Regions from separate parts of the Homo sapiens genome. Here region 1 is linked to region 2. Evidence: chromatin contacts called from ENCODE Hi-C data. All regions are on one chromosome and are shown on one strand. Each heading gives the region's core, a stretch centred on a gene start or an enhancer-like site at or near the end of the contact. The rest is flanking DNA. Distances are from core to core; before and after follow the strand shown.

Evidence for each region. Hi-C counts contacts between places; a loop is a spot of excess contacts on that map.
Region 1: a loop to region 2 is called in a map of Caco-2, with 2.7 times the contacts of the local background. The contact joins the enhancer-like site here to the promoter of P3H2 in region 2. A Hi-C loop is called at or near these places in 2 of 168 maps with a recorded cell type or tissue (Caco-2 and Calu3).

The regions. Positions count from the first base shown.
Region 1 is chr3:190,304,909-190,310,713 of GRCh38, forward strand. It overlaps CLDN1 (claudin 1), which reads right to left. Exons shown (of 4, transcript NM_021101.5): 3 at 5,261-5,345; 4 at 799-3,531. The coding sequence ends at 3,369. It also overlaps a transcript of CLDN16 not described here. Among named protein-coding and RNA genes, the nearest start is that of CLDN1, 15 kb to the right of the region's middle. Within about 2 kb of position 1,728, at least 4 of the 41 ENCODE cell types and tissues checked have a DNase peak (open chromatin) inside an H3K27ac peak, as active enhancers do.
Region 2 is chr3:190,119,181-190,124,287 of GRCh38, forward strand. It overlaps P3H2 (prolyl 3-hydroxylase 2), which reads right to left and starts at 1,717. Exons shown (of 15, transcript NM_018192.4): 1 at 1,072-1,717. The coding sequence starts at 1,551. It overlaps P3H2-AS1 (P3H2 antisense RNA 1), which reads left to right and starts at 1,784. Exons shown (of 4, transcript NR_126419.1): 1 at 1,784-1,909. RefSeq lists silencers at 1,194-1,273, 1,484-1,713, 1,660-1,954 and an enhancer at 1,924-2,103.

The DNA of each region.
Region 1 (5,805 bases), core at 478-2,977, 190 kb after region 2:
GATGAGCTCACACAGAGGTGATATCTACTTGGTATGATTCACAATCCAAGTTTTCCTTTAGTTATTTTCAGGAGCACCAAGATACTTTATTGCCTTTCAAACTTCTGCTGGCCTTGGCCTTACCTTCAGATATTTAAATTCTGTAGAAACAGAGTGAGAATTCTGATGCATCTGCTTAATTTAAGGAGAATTCAAGTCAAATTGACTGGCAATGATCTTTGCACCTCACCCATCATGCTAATGTCTGAGACTCCACATTAGAGCTGCAAGCCTTTACTTATAAGCCTGGTCTCAATATGAACATTGTCCAGGAACAGGCCACACTTAAGGTTGTGTCAGTTATTGATACTTTAAGATAATGAGTGAATGAGTTCCATCACATCCTTATGGAGTAGTTTTGATCATCATCATTACAGAAACAATAATGGGTTTCCAGCAGCTGTCTTTCACTCTTCCACCTTTGTGAGGAACAAAGCCACTTAAGTTTGCACAGTGCTTTATAGTTCACAAAATATCTTCATATCTTATCATTTATTATTGTATGTCCCCTTTTTATAGATGAGAAAAAGTATTAAGTAACATCTCCTGGCATCCTCTTCTATTACCACCCTTGATGAGGAACTCAATTTGAGAGAAATAGGGCATTCTAGTGGGTGGAGCCACTCAAATTTGATAGATGGGCCAGAGGCATCATAGTTCTTTCCCAGGATCATGGTGAGTCAGATCCTGTCCCAAGCCACCTCCTCTACCAAGAATGGCAATCTTGCAATAAATGATTAGAAAACAAGCCAATAATCCTTTTTTTAAATTAAAAAACAATTTATTGAAAAAGAGTAATGCTTTATACAAATTCCTATTATAAAACCCCAAAATGTCTATTGGTCTGTTTCCAGGTGTGGTAGAAGAATATAAAAAGATCAAAATTGGATAAATTCTATTGTAACAATTTCGTTGGTCATTTTGGGCCATAAAATTTTTTTGTAATGTTTGGTAACTGATATCCACATGGAATTACACTCACACATCATGAAGATCTATGTATGTGGCAAAAGCCATTTAAATTTTAACTTCCAAAAGCATATATTCTCAGGTTTGGAAGGCACACTAAAATTTATTAGGTCCAATTCCTCATAAGACACAGTGGCTGACTTTCCTTGTGTAGTTTATTATGAAGTACCATTTCCAAACTAACTATCCTAGCAGCGTCAGCTGCCAGCTAACAGCAAGAGCTCTGAGGGCATCACTGAACAGATAGCACCTTATGAGTTATTATGATTCAAAAATCTCCCTTGCTGTTGGATTTACCAACACGTAGGCTTTTATTTCTTCCCATTACATCTGTTTAGCCACAGAAAGCATCGGGCCATACTCACTGCAGAAGATAAGACTTCCTCAGAATCTTATTTGTTTAGTGCACTCAATTTTACTTCACTGTCTCATCACTTGAGAGACTGGTTAAGGCAAGAAACCCATTTCTTAACATTTTTTTTGTTTTCAAACATTTGAAAAGCAACACCAAAACGTATGCAGTTAATTCCTCAATTCTTTCCCTTAGTATAGCACTTTTTAAATTACAAAACCACACTTACATGTATTCTATCTCACTGGATCCCCACAACATCACTGTGAGGTGGGAAGATCAGGAATTACAAACCACCGCTTACAGATGAAGCAATAAGCTTACAGCAGCCAAATGCCTTGCTCAAACACAGACGGTGATTGATAGCACCAAGACTCAAATCCAGGTCTCCAGACACCAATGCCAACACCCTTTCCATTACATCATCTTGCTCAAGTGAAATAGCATTCTGTACAGACTGGAAAAGTAAGAGCAGTTGTTAAAATGGAACAGAGCACAAACATGTCAGACACAGCTGAAAGAATGGAAATAGACTGGTAGAGAGAGGAAGGCACTGAGCCACATGAAGGTATGTGCGTAGGTTTTGTTCAGTGGAAATAGACTGGTAGAGAGAGGAAGGCACTGAACCACATGAAGGTATGTGTGTAGGTTTTGTTCAGTGGAAATAGACTGGTAGAGAGAGGAAGGCAGTGAATCACATGAAGGTACGTGTGTAGGTTTTGTTCAGTGACTTCTTCAGTGTCTCAGCCAGCTGAGCAAATAAAGACACTACATAGGCATAGTTCATGTTCAAAGAATGAGAGTAATATAAACTAATTAATATTCACACTACCTCTTCTAACTGGTTAAGTATCATTATCTCAATTTGGCAGATAGAAAAAAGAGGTAGAAAGATTAAGTGACTTGCTTACAGCTACAGAGAGAATATTTGTCACCAGATTATCACTCCAGAAAGTCTAGCACTTTGTTCAGACAAACAGACCACACCTTATTAGGAAGATATAAAACGCATGATAATTACACTTGGGAAAACAATACAATTAAGGAATGGGGAACAAAAAGGTAGTTTAGGGGGATATAAAACTATGAATAAGTAGCTTAAAAATTCAATCAATAAAGTTGTGTTACAACACCTGGGGGAACAGCATGCAGCTACTCAATTGGACAAATATTTTCAAAGCAAACAAGAGTGCTATGGGTCAGAGTACAGGGATTGTGTGGGAAGGTCAACAGGAATTTATCACTTTGGTCATGCAGAAAGATTTGCCTCCAAAGTTCTGATTTGTAATAAATTCTTCTTGGCTTTAGAAACTAAAATGTAGGCTATGAAATGTGTTAGATTCAGGAGATAGAGACCAATGAAACACAAAACAAATAAGGGCTTAATAACGATGCAAGTGCTATAAGATTATGGTAAAAAATAAAATAAGTATATGAAAAGGGCACGCATGAAGAATTGAAAGAATTCATCCTTGGTAAATTAGGCTAGGTCTTGTGGCAAAGGCACCCAAAGCTAATGAAGAAGAGTAAATGATATTTGACTGTTACATATGTATATATAGACGAAAAAGAAAATATACCAATAAACATCTTCATCAATATGGAATTAAATACATTTACCTATTTTAGAGATATTTTAAGTATGCTAGTATCAACATAATGAGAATAGTATTTTACTGTCTATTTTTAATAGAAAAACATGTATATATACATATCTATATATATTTAAGGAGCACCCCTTCCCCCAGTTGAGTATGATTACTCAATGGGAAGCAGTAATACAAATGGAAAAATCTTCCCTCCTATATTGAGGAAAGAAGATAAAATAAGATTAAGCCATGTTTAGCACTGAGTATTTTAACACATGGGTTTTTTGTTTGTTTGTTTGTTTTGTAATACCATACTTCAGATTACAATACCCAAAATTCTAAGGTCCTAATGTTAATGATAGTATCTCAATGTCCATTTTCGGTTTGTTTCAACATGATTTTCTCCTTTTGCCTCTGTGTCACACGTAGTCTTTCCCGCTGGAAGGTGCAGGTTTTGGATAGGGCCTTGGTGTTGGGTAAGAGGTTGTTTTTCGGGGACAGGAACAGCAAAGTAGGGCACCTCCCAGAAGGCAGAGAGAAGCAGCAGCCCAGCCAGTGAAGAGAGCCTGACCAAATTCGTACCTAAAAGGAAAAACCCATGTGCTTGTTAATCAGTGAATTATTGGCAACTTTTCTAATATAATAAAAGGAAAAAAAATCAATACTCATTGTATTTTTTTCATTGAAAATAACCCCTGAATATCCCTTGGGAAGTACTTTAAGATTTCTGAACATACACGCCAAAGAATGTTTATATTGCAATTGGTGACAATTTGCAATAGTAGATCAGGAAATAACACATGTAATACCAGGTTAATTACACAAATAATTCCAAGGACTTTTCCATATATAGGATACTTGTAAAGCATGTTTATATGTTTTAGAAGTAGGGTTTGGATCATGGTTCCTAGGCTGAAACTTAGCAAAGGAAGCTTTATCACTAAGTAGTAATCATATTCTATAAAGAAACTGATAGAGCATAATGGAGATAATCAGAGCTTTGAACAGATGATCCATTGGTCCCAGGCACCTATACAATCTGAAATCCAAATCTTATGGTTTTGTAAAGAAAAGTTCTAAGCAGCCCATGAACCATTCTGGATTAAGCTGATCCAGGCAGATGTATTAAAGCAGACACTTAGGGTGGGGTATCTGTGAGTGATTATGGACAATACGGAAGAGTAGAGAAGGGTTGGTTCTATAAGTTATAAGGCCAAGTCTAAATCCTGATGCAGACTCTCAACTGCTGCAATTCTGGGATAGCAACTTCACCTCTCAGCCTCAGTTTCTCCTACTCTCAAAGCAGGATAATCCCACCTGCCTCAATAGACTGCTTTTAGGATCACATGCAATAATGTAAATAACAATTGCAAAATGGCTGGCAATTTATAAAGTGCTTTCCTGTGCATTACTGGTGTTATTACCTTGGCGAAATTTTAGCCTACTGACCTCTAGCAGTTTCTATTCTTACACTGTAAATCTTATGGGATGGGCTCCAACACAACCATTGCAGTATGTGTTCTCCCATATGTGGGTGATTATATAAAAAGAAACACATCTTATCTCTCCAAACACTGAGGTTTTTCATCCATTCATCTAAGCACTCAACAAACAATAATTATATTTTAACATCCTGACTGAATGTAGTTATTAGGCATTAAAGATGTGAAGACAGTGAGATGAAGAGCCTCGTCTCTGATTAAAGAATGTTGTTACACGAGAGCTAAGAATCAGCTCAACTTGCACAACCTGCAGTATTAAGAAAGATGACCTTTGTAAAGCCAATTTTACAGTTGTGAAAGAACAAAAAATTTCAAGGTGGTATCTGAACATACTAAAAACATACATAATAGCTTTACGTGTAAAAATGAACTGTTGGGAATGAAGTATTATTCATTAACCCCTATAGTAGTATAATTTTTCTCAATCAATCATAAACTGTGCATTAGTTACAAATAATCTTAGGTAGGTGTTGTAAACATCAGAATACACTTCAAAAAGGAAATTTCAAATATATTAACATCTTTATTAATATTTGAAAAAACAAACAAAAGAAAGCCCAGTTATACAGTTGAAAAGCACAGAGCTTGAAACTTTTCTACTTTGGAAGGTATTTTGTCATCAATACAGGGTGTTAAAGCAATTATCAAACTCATTTTGACATAAGTCAGAGATCATTTAAATTGTTTGTAGGTTTGACATAAAATTCTTGAAAGCAAATCTGGGAAATGATGGCACTAGCAGGACTTTGTAGAATATAAAAAGGGCATTTTCTCAGAAAACAAACTATTTTACGCCTGAATAGCGTTACCTGGCATTGACTGGGGTCATAGGGTCATAGAATTCTTGAACGATTCTATTGCCATACCATGCTGTGGCAACTAAAATAGCCAGACCTATAGAAATTCAAAACAAAAGACTGTTAATCACCATGGAACACTGAGCCTAAATACACAACCTGTTAAACCAAAACATATTTTGCAAGAATTAAATCTCATCAATAGTGTTGACATTTTTATTTTGGTATTAGGGAGATTAGAAGTCCAGATATGATTTATTCCAAGTATCTATTAAAATATAAAAAAATACTAGGTTGGCATTAGACAAAATTTATACTTTTTTATGATATCTTGGCACAAATAATTCTTTTTTGGAAACAATTAGGCAGGTGTATGTTGTACAAAATCTCTTTTAAATATGCTGTTATACATTAGGATACTAAACTACATTTGATAAAACTATTGTCATTATTAGTACAGGTAGAATTACTTGCAAAAGGGGAAGATGAAAACTCTTCTATGTTCTTGATCAAACTCAAAATTTACATTTCTGCAGAGTCAAAAGGAATGCAAGCAG
Region 2 (5,107 bases), core at 467-2,966:
GGAGAGGAGAGGAGGGGAGAGGAGAGGAGAAAAGAAAGCAAAGCAGAGCACAGCAGAGCAGAGCAGAGCAGAGCAGCCTGGTCCATTGGCTAGCATGAACAACCAACCCCAAAGCTTCCACTTTTCCGGTAGCTGTAGAAGATACATTGATATATTAACACAGAAAACGAGAAAGAAGGGTTAAGAGTGTCAATTTGAAGGAAAATTGGGTGAGTGGCAGTGGAGGTTGAAGAACTCATTCAAATTCCCTCTGCTGAAGCATCCAGAGAGATCTTCAAAGTTATGGATGTGAACAATATGTCAATATGCATACTATACCTCCTGACGCTAACTTTAGGCAAGTTAGGCATACAAAAATAAAACTAGAAAGAGAGGACTGATGCCTAGTAACCCAGTCCAATGCATACCACCAGAAAACGTAAGCCCTCTATCAAAGGAGAAAAAGTCAACACTTAGGGTGGATACTTTGACTGAGACTGCCTCAAACAGCTTCGCCTCCTCCAAGCATACCTTCTCTTTAACCTTTGATCTTTACTTTTTTGTAGGTGAAGGGGAGAAGAGAGAGAAATTTGTTTTGGAACAGGTCTTTCAACTTCACTATTTTGAAGATTCTTTTAAACTTCAGAGAAAAGGTGCAGACTACAGTATAGGAAGGATAAGAGAGAGGAGACAAAAGAAATGGGAAGTGAGAAGGGAGAAGAGAAATGGGAAGTGAGAAGGGAGAAGAGAAATGGGAAGTGAGAAGGGAGAAGATAAATTGTACTAGATTCAGCTTTGTCAATGCCTCATGAATTAGTGCTGAATGGGTACTTTAAACATCACCTTATCAGGACAGTCCTCTTTTTGAGAGAGAAGCTGGCTCTGAGAAAGAGAGAAAAAGACTTGTCCAAGTTAATCAATTGTTGCATACAGAGATAGGGCCACCAGATATCTGGATTCACAAACTGAGACACATATTTAAGGAGACCCAATTCGAAAGACTGAACAGAGATGACGGGGGCAGCAGGGAGGGCTCAAGAGAGCGTGTGAGAGCCGCAGGGGCTTTGCAGTGGAGGAGCGCTCTGTGGGTACCTTGATGTAGGCCCGCTGCAGGTAGTTGTAGGGCACTCTGCGCTGGAAGTCGCTGCGCACATCCTCGCTGACGCGGTGGCGGGATGCGGGGCCCCCGAGGCGCTGGGTCTCACAGCTGCGATAACAGCGCGCCCGCCCCAACAAGGAGCGGAAAAGGGGCAGCTCAGCGCCGGGGCCCTCGCCGGGGGGCGGGGGCGGGAGCGGGTGGCGCGCCGCGCAGTGGCGGGCACAGCGCGTGCGGATTTCCCGCAGGCGCCGGTGGCTGCGCAGCGCCGCTTCCAAGTCGCGCACCGCTCGCTCGTAGTCTCCGCTGTAGTAGGCGGCCGCGCCGCTGGCGTAGAGCAGGTCGAAGGGCTGCAGAGGCCCGGGCTCCAGCTCCAGCTCCCGGCGTGGGCTGTCCGGGGGGCCGCCCCACAGTGGCGGCGGCAGTAGCAGCGGCAGCAGCAGCAGCAGCGGCGGCGCCCAGATGCGCTCCCGCATCCTCCGCCTCAGAGAGGCGCGGGACGGTTACGCTCGAGAGGGCTTCGGGGCACCTCGCGTCCGGGTCCCCTCTCCCACCTTCCCTCGGGGAAGCGCGCCGACTCCGCCGCGATCTGGCCGCTCCGCGAGCCCCAGGTGACCGCCGGCGCTCCGCGTACTGAGAGGCGGAGGCCGTGCCTGGCCAGCCGCTCTTAAAGGGACGCCCACAGCTCACACGCTCCTCCTGCTGCCTGAGACTCCGAGAGCCGCTCTCCCAGGCTCCCCGCTGCAGCGGCGGGGCTGCCAGGGGCGGCACACTCCAGCGCCAGCCAGAGAGCTAGCGCCGCTTGAGGCCGGCCGGGGACGAGGCGCTTTACACGTGAGCTCCCTTCTGGTTGTACAAGTGGATAGTATTAGTCTTCTTTTTGGGAAATAAAGAAAATCCAGCTTAGCAAGGTTAGGGCCTTAATCATATTCTGGAATCTCTGTATGGCCTCGCAGTTTGCAGAGTGCTTCACCTTCTAAATGAAGCCTGGAGCGCCATTTCAGACTGAATCAAACCGTAGATGCCATGTGTACCTACGCAACAAATCTGCGCATTCTGCACGTGTATCCCGGAACGTAAAGTTAAAAAAAAAAAGAATAAATAAATAAATAAATAGAAAAAAAACCCATAGAGGCCCTGTAGGCCCAGATGCGGAGGTTTAAGAAGATAAGTGATTTGCCTAAATGCATAGAGCTGAGAAGTGGCAAAGGACGGACCCAACCCAGGGCCTTTAGAACCAAAGCTTACCGCTTCTTCTCTTGGGGAAGGTTTCTCCCTTACCTTTTCGTCCAACTTGGTGTGGATGTGTGTCCGGGCATTGGATCAGGGCGCTGGGCCAGGGGAAGAACAATATATAGCCTGCCTTTCCTGTGCAGCCCGTGGTTTTACAGGGCCCAGAGAACCTTTGGAGGCAGGAGGAGCTGTACTCGCATTCTGGCTCCGTCCGTTTACCAGCTGTGTGACCTTGGCAACTGAGGGCCTCAGTTTCCTCATCTCCTAAACAGCCAGACGCCTAACACGTAAAATGCTATTCAGAAAAAAATTCTTGCTGTGGGCCAGGTGCAGTGGCTCACCCCTGTAATCCCAGCACTTTGGGAGGCCAAGGCGGGTGGATCACCTGAGGTCAGGAGTTCGAGACCAGCCTGGCCACCATGGCAAAACCCCGTCTCTACTAAAAATACAAAAATTAGCTGGGCGTGGTGGCACGTGCCTGCAGACCCAGCTACTCAGGAGGCTGAGGCAGGATAATTGCTTGAACCTGGGAGGTGAAGGTTGCAGTGAGCTGAGATCATGCAGCCTGGGTGACAGAGTGAGACTCCGTCTCAAAAACAAAAAAAACAAAGAAAAAGAAAAGAGAGGAGAGGAGGGGAGGGGAGGGGACGGGAGAGGAGAGGGAAATTCTTATTCTAAGAGTTGAACAAAGAGGCAATTTAGTATATCCCTTACCTCAAGGAATTAAGCAATCTGCATCAATCTAGGAATGAGAAAGCTGACAGAAATGGTTGCCAGATTCCAAACGACTAGCTGGAGGCTTCCTGTTCCTCCCCTTCTCCTCTGTCACGAATACATTCTTAGCCAAGGTGTTCCCCTCTTTCGTGTTCCTTGGCTTCACACTCTCACAAGAATATTGGTTGGACCCTGGATCCCAGCCTGCCTCCTGGAGGCATTTCTGTGGTCTTCTAGTGCCTGTGAGAATCTCATCAGTCTTTCAGCCCCTGCAATGGTGAGCAGAGGGACAGGCAATGGGAAAAAGACTCACGCATGTATCTAGTTGCTATGATTTTTCCGAAGAAGGCTTTTATGTGGAATCACCACTACGCTGAGGGGCTTGCCAGAGATTCATGCTGATTCCTTCATTCATTTTGTTAGGTTTGACCACTCAGGCCATGAACAGCCCTGGCTGTGTAATTCCAAGAGACACTGATGAATCATGCTCTTTTTTTTTCCCACCAAACGTTACTAATTCGGCTCATATCACTGATGAAAAAGCTCCAGTTTGGAGCTGAATGTATATTGAATGCCTTGGATGGTCAGTGTTCCAGAATTAGCACATCAGTCATCTGCCCAGACTTTTTCTCTAGAGATTGTCTGTTTTCAGATAAAGATTTTGGAGTCTAGTCCAGGGTTATCAGTCCACTTGTGGAAGGTTTTGAAGCACATCAGGATAGGAACTCCTGCTGTGGGACTGAGGGCAAAGTGCCAGGATACCTTGCTACATTCTATTTGTACATTTGGTGACATTTCTACATCATTTAATATATTTCAATTAAATTAACAATTTTTGATGCCTACTCTTAAAGTAAATATTCTAGGTGAAAGAGAAGATAAGTCAGGATTCTTACCTTTGGGAAGCTCACAGTACTGTATAGGAAACAAATTTGATATATATAATGTATACAGCTATAATACAAGGTAGAATGTGGTACGTGTTAGATTAGATTGAAAGTGTTGGCCGGGCGCAGTGGCTCACACTTGTGATCCCAGCACTTTGGGAGGCCGAGGCAGGTGGATCACCTGAGCTCAGGAGTTGGAGACCAGCTTGGCCAACATGGTGAAATTCCGTCTCTACTGAAAATACAAAAATCAACTGGGCGTGGTGGCAGGCACATTTAATCCCAGCTACTCAGGAGGCTGAGGCAGGAGAATCACTTGAACCCGGGATGCAGAGGTTGCAGTCAGCCAAGATCGCGCCATTGTACTCCAGCCTGAGCCACAGAGTGAGACTCAGTCTCAAAAAACAAAAAGAAAAAAAAAAAAGAAGAAGAAAGAAAAAAGAGCTCTGGGAACACAGAGGTTACAAAGATAGCTTCTGGCTAGAAGGATCTAAAAAGACTTAGGGAAATAATTGGCATTAGCACACAGTCAATAGCCTATAGAATGCAACCACATCCTACTGATTGCCAAATTGGCCAGGTTCTTTCAAGCCTCTTGTATGTCCTACTACCTTATTTCTTATATCTTACTACAAGTAGTAAGTAAGTAATATGCCTTGTATTACTACCTTACGTACAATCTCTGCCTGACTTGAGAGAAACTATTCATTGACAACTCAAATTTGCTTGAACATTAGAATCACCTAAGAAGTGTCTGGCTTCTGCTCTGAAAGATTCTGATTTATTGGTCTGGGATATGACCTGAGCGATGGGATTTTTAGAAGTTTCCCAGGTGATTATAATACGAAGCCAAGGTTGAGAACCACAGGTCTACAGCTAATGCCACAGCCCAAAGAATAAGTCTATGAGTTGGGGTTCCAGGTGCTGTGTAGAATTCATGAGTAGGTAGGGTTTGGAGAATAGGTAGGGTTTTGTGTAATCCCCCAGATATTCCCTCCCAGGAAAGCCAATCTGATCTGCTTTTTAAGGCTGGATCAGGACAAAAAGTTCATGACCTTATGGTAATAAGAGCCATGCAGTGCCAAGAAGCTGATTCCAGGTCATGCTGTCCCAGTGGTACTTACTCAATGTTGGAACAGACAGTCATCCACGAGTCTCTTATACTCCTGAACTTCTCACAGAGTGTGCCAAGAATGTA